2 separate regions of the Homo sapiens genome follow, and region 1 is linked to region 2. A link is a loop called in an ENCODE intact Hi-C map of the cell type or tissue named here. Cell type or tissue: CD4-positive, alpha-beta T cell. All regions are shown on one strand. Each heading gives the region's core, and the rest is flanking DNA. Links, peaks and the distances in the headings are about the cores only.

Evidence for each region. A loop is a pair of places that touch in the nucleus more often than their neighbours do. Peaks named below come from ENCODE experiments on the same cell type or tissue, not always from the same donor. Only the 100,000 strongest peaks of a DNase experiment are listed, where the experiment ranks them.
Region 1: a loop joins it to region 2, with 6 times the contacts of the local background. A loop is called at or near these places in 2 of 110 quality-filtered maps.

Annotation. Positions count from the first base shown.
Region 1 is chr3:61,295,775-61,298,696 of GRCh38, reverse strand. All of the region lies in intron 6 of LOC105377114 (a long non-coding RNA gene), which reads left to right. LOC105377115 (a long non-coding RNA gene) reads right to left here and starts at 207. Exons shown (of 3, transcript XR_001740726.2): 1 at 33-207. In CD4-positive, alpha-beta T cell, for the core only: no CTCF peak of the experiment used is centred there; no DNase peak of the experiment used is centred there.
Region 2 is chr3:60,570,964-60,573,885 of GRCh38, reverse strand. The region is part of intron 4 of FHIT (fragile histidine triad diadenosine triphosphatase); the gene reads left to right. Among named protein-coding and RNA genes, the nearest start is that of MIR548BB, 45 kb to the left of the region's middle. In CD4-positive, alpha-beta T cell, for the core only: no CTCF peak of the experiment used is centred there; no DNase peak of the experiment used is centred there.

The DNA of each region.
Region 1 (2,922 bases), core at 251-2,750, 720 kb before region 2:
TGAGAGGGCATTTATTAGGGGAATTGGCTCACATGATTATGAAGACTGAGAAGTCCCACGATATGCTGTCTGCACACTGGAAAGCCAGGGAAGCCAGTAGTGTGGCTCAGCAGATGGTGTAATTCTGAGTCCAAGGCTGAAAGGCCTGAGAATCTGGGGGGCCGCTGATGTCAGTCCCAGACTCCAAAGACCCAAGAATCTGGAGTTCTGAGGTACAAGGGCAAGAGAAGAAGGGTGTCTTAGTGAGAGAGAGAGAGGGAGTGCACTCCAGTTCACCTTTCCTTTGCTTTTTTGTTCTATACAAGCCCCTCAACACTGGATAGTGCCCACCCACATTGGATGAAAGTGGTTCTTATTTATTCAGTCCACTGATTTAAATGCCAGTCTCTTCTGGAAACACCGTCACAGACATGGCCTAAAATAATGCTTTATCAGCTATCAGGGTATTCCCTAACCCATCAAGTTGACACCTGAAATTAACCATCAGAGTGTAGAAGTGATACAGAGTTCCCCACCTCTGCCCACCCTCCTAAGCTTTCACCTAGTTCGAGTACAATTGTGAGAACTAGGCATATAGCTTTGCAGGAAAAAGTACAGCAGAGTTAAATTGATGAAGAAGTTCTAATCCCTGGCTGCTTTTCATGCTACAAGTAGATGCAGCAAACTGAAAACTTGCCAATTATCTGAAGGTCTATTGAGATGTTGCAGCTGCATGTGTTTATTTCATAACTGTAGAGTACAACTTGGGAGTGTGTGTGCTGTAAAAAGAGAAGTTGGACATTTTATAATTTTTCAATATCTAATAATTGCACATGAATGTACCTGATTTTCCATTAGCTAAATGGGGTTGCCAAGAAGAACTAATGAATATTGAATGGTTGATTTCTGTCACTTTTTAAAGGTGGGACTGGACATGAAATTATTTCTTTTAATACAGAGACAAAGACAAGTGACTTTAGAATTTAATGAAAGGTGCCAGATTGGAAAGCTCGCTGGTACAGCCTTGCTTCCTCTCCACATGCACTTACAGAAGGTTCTCAATATGGGTTTTACTGACTAATTGATAGCTTAACTGATGACCTGTTAGACACAAAGCTTTAGGATACAAAGCAGGTAAATTATACAGGTTGGCACCAAAGCACCTTATAACATACCCAGCTCTTTCGTTTTGGGTCCTCACAAATGGTAAAAGTGTGAGCTGGGTGTTTTCCTAGTGAAAACGTCATTGATGCACTGTGAAATTCCGATAGTCTTGGAGAGAAGTATTCTGAAATTTCTGGTTTGGCTGTTTTCATGGTAAGACTTAAATATCGGTGTTCACCAACTCTCTTCTTCATTATTGACCATGCCATGCTTTTGTTTTCCTGAAGATGGATTTCTTCCTTAAAATGCATGCAGTGACATTTTTATGTTACCTATACAGACAGGCATTTATTTGCTCCTTTACTTAAAATGATTCTAGAGGCACAGAAGACAATGGGTTTGACACATCTCTACTGGCGATCCCAAGGTGGACAGATGTCCACTGATGACCACAGGTTGAGTTTAAGACCTAGCTTCTTAAAAATGGGACAGCCTACAGTCATTATCTATTGAGTTTCTAAAATTAATTTGAAATGTTGGCTATTAAAGGGACAGAGAATAAATGACTCCTAATGCATTTTAGAGCATAAAATTAGAATGGTGTTGCTTGATTGACAGCAGTCTAATGTTACTAGCAATTATCTGGTTAAAAAAGGGAGGGGGGCATGTTTCTTCGAAGGCACAATCTTCATTTTTGTACTTGGTAAATTATTAACCATTCTATTAGAAAAATAATGAGCTGCAGATTAAATGGCAAAGGCACAGTTAAGGAAAAAATGCCTTTTGATAATTTTGACCTTGGAAATGTGATGGGTTTGGATTAGAAATAGACTAGTTGGTTCCTCATCTTAGGCCTTTTTATTGCAACATAAGGTAGGCCTGGCTGTAAACTCAATACAAGAACAGTAAGTCTATTCTATTGCCTAGAATAAAGGACATTATAAATATACGGGAAATGTCAGAATAAATTTAAGTACCTTCGAGAAGCATCTGCTAAAGGGCTACTGTGGGTAAAATACTGTGCTATGACCTTGAGAACAAAAAGAATATAAGAGCTGGTCATTGCCAATGATGAGTTTACTGTGTGGCTGGGGAAATAAACACAAGTATGTGAATAAGTGCAGTTCTCATGGCTGTAATCCATATGGGTCAAATGAAGTGCTACATTGTATATTAAAGATATTATAATTTGGTAATAATGGTATTTTTAAGGGTATGAATTATGATGATTATTAGTTAAAGGAGTTTAAATGAAAGGAGTAATTGTAGCCAATTAAGAAATATGATAGGAGTGCTTGCAATGAGTACGGCATGTGCTAGCTATTGTTGGAGGGGCAGATGGAGGATACAAAAGTTCTTGCCCCAGTTAGTTTGCAATCTACTATCTTCTGGCAACTCTGTCTCCACCCTCTTTTCAGCTATTTTTTTTTCTCTTGTCATTAAATATTGGAGTTTCTCGAGATTCAGTCCAGAGCCATCTCCTTTTCTGAGTCTTTACTTTCTCCATCTGGAAAATCTCATCCATTCCCATGGCTTCAATAAACAGATGTTTCACAAATTTGCACTTTCAGCCCAGATAGCTCCTCTAGCTCCAGAACTATACACCCAACTGCCTCATTGACATTGCTTCTTGAATGTCTCAAAGGATTAAACACACACACACACACACACACACACACACACACACACACACACACACATGTGCATGCACAAAACTGGGATTGTGATTTAATTTCCTTCCCCTCTTAGTCTCTTTCCAAAGTTTCCTAGCTCAGAAAATCGTCCTAACAATTAGTTGACTGATTCAAGGCAGATGCAAGCCAGAAAAATGGAAGTCAT
Region 2 (2,922 bases), core at 96-2,595:
GTGAGCTGAGATCACGTCACTGCGCCCCAGCCTGGGTGACAGAGCAAGACTCCATCTCGAAAAATAAAAAAAAAAAGTACACAAGACATAAATGAACGCAGAATGAATGATCACCAATAGCAGACTCTTTCGTTTTCTCTGTAGAGGAAGAAATGTCAGAATCCAAATGATGACAGTCATTTGACTCATCACTCTCACCCAGCCTTGAACGGAGGCAGCTGCGCTTCTCTCCCCTTTCCTGAGAGCAGCAGGGAGCTGCATGCCTTTTTTGTCTTCTCCTGCTTCTTAGAGCTGCTCTGGATGCTGCAGGTTCGTTCTCAGTTCAGGAAGGACATGTACGGTTTGTTACTGAGGGGACAGAAGTCCACATTGCAGGCTGTTGGGAAGGGATGAAAGTCCTCTAGAAAGATTTTCACAGCACTTGAGACTCTCCTTTCTATACCCACTACAGTTTTTAGTTTGGAGATCCAAGAGGAGAAAGAATACAGGAGGAGGGGACATTTGTGAGGAAAGCATCTACTTTTTAGCAGAAATTCAAATTCTAAAGGAGATGGGTGCTTCTGCAGAAGAAGGGATGTGTCAGAGGGAAATGGTCTCAAATGTCCCTAGGACACCCTCAGAGGGGACGTTTGATCAGGGAAAGTGCAATATCACACAGTTATGGACAGTGCCCCATGTTGTCCTCATGATTGCATTCCATCCAGGCCTTGCCACTTCTGAGCTCTTTGTGAATGGTTAACCTTCCTGACCCCAGGCTTTCTAGCAAAAAGCCAAGCAGTTCTGGTGAAGAGTCTAAACTTTGGCCTTGGGAAGACCTGGGTGCAGGTCCTGAGCCTGCCACTTAGTAGCTTTGTAACTTGGGATATTTTGTAACTTGGGCCTCAGTTTTATCAAGTGAAATATGGAAATAATAGGAACTACCTTGTAGGGACATCAAGAGGATGAAACGAAATGCTGTATGTTGAGCATTTAGCAGCATGTTGCCTCAGTACAGGGAGGTTGTTGGTGATTAAAGAACTCTGCGAGTTGCTGACCAACTGGTCCCAGGTCTGCTCCCATTACCTCTTTCCTTTTTCCATCTCCCCAGCCAACATTAACCCCTGTGCTAGGCTGTCAAAAGAAATGATGTGATGAATCTGACCCTGTCTCCCATCTAAAGCCTTCTATCCTTTCCATCAATGGACCATATATTTTTTTGTTTTATATTTTAAGACTCAAGATGGCAGAAGTTGTGTAGGGAGTAGGAAAAGAAACCACAGGGTGTGGTTTGCACTGAGAATACTGATGGAATTCACATTGGATACCAGGATGATCTGTAGATAGAGTGTGTGTGTGTCTGTGTGTGTATGCATGTATGTGCATTTGTGTGATCTTTCTGAAAATATTGGCTGTGGATTTTTAGCCATTATGTTATCAACAGTCTCTTTTTTTCCTATCTTATTTGTAAACATGCCTAGGGGCTAGGATGTGATGGACATATTCTATAAACACAATAAATATTATAAAACAGAGTGAATCTAACCTACACATGCTCAGCTTGGAGTAATTAAAAAGAAAGAATTATATATATGAACATTCAAATATTTAGAAGGAATTATAAATATATGTGTGTATGAGTGTGTGTGTGTCTGTGTGTGTATATGCATGCACAGAGAAGAATATCAGTTTCAAAGCAGTCTGTACTGCCTTGATATTGGAGATATTGCATCAACTTTCTGCCCAAATACTAATTGTTAATTTGGTTGATTAGGTCTTGATGGGTAATCTTGTGGTGCTGGTTTCAAGTGACCATAATTTAGAATCTATTGACTCTAAGTTTCTTCAAGTAATGCCTGTTAAATCTTCCCCCCCAAAAAAAAGAAAGAAAGAAAACCTTGGGAAACACTACCTTGATCCAAGCCGTCATTTTATAAATAAAAAGCAATGACCAAAGAAATGATTTTCCTGAGTTTATTGAATGGTGAATCTCATATTCTATTCCTGTGCCATAAATAAAACATAATTATCTTGTACTTGAAGGAAGATGCTATGGAAAGAGAATTCTTCCTCTGATGGACTTCACCTAATAGCTTTTGTTACCTTGCTTTTGGATCTGTTCTGCATTTTGTTTTTCAAAGAACACTCTTTCCAGAGAGGGTGCTTAATAGTATTGCTTATTGTGTAACCATGTAGCTCTATTGTAATGATAATTGTATTTCTTTTGAATCCAAAAGTTTCTCTATTCCCTCTAAAGCCTGCCTTTATTTGCACCCTCCTGACTCTACACTTAGAGAAATGCCCGACTTTTGTTCTTCATCTTGAACATACCCCAGGTGACCTGTCTGGGGACACACTTTTTGCTCCCAGAGCGTATGCAAATTCCTGTTTACTGTAAAATTTTCTCAAATTCTCCTCAGAAGCCTAAAGACTTCTGTATAATCTACTCCTGTAAAAGAAAATTAATTGATATTAATTAATCTTTTTCCCCTGGATGGCAATTTTTTTTCTTGATCTCAGTGTTGGTAATACGTCATTCATTGTTCTTTTTTTTTTTTTTTTTTTTTTTTTTTTGCGATGGAGTCTTGCCCTGTTGCCCAGGCTGGAGTGCAGTGATGCAATCTCAGCTCACTGCCACCTCTGCTTACCAGGTTCAAGTGATTCTCCTGCCTCAGTCTCCCGAGTAGCTGGGATTACAGGCGCACATCACCAAGCCTGGCTAATTTTTGTATTTTTAGTAGAGACGGGGAGATGGGATGTCACCGTGTTGGCCAGGCTGGTCTCGAACACCTGACCTCATGTGATCTACCTGCCTCGGCCTCCCAAAGTGCTGGGATTACAGGTGAGAGCCACTGTGCCCAGCCTCTATTCAGTGTTCCTAATAACAGCTTGTGGTTGTGCCATTTATTTAGTGGAGTTATTAAGTACCCCAAGCTTTGCTCTTAC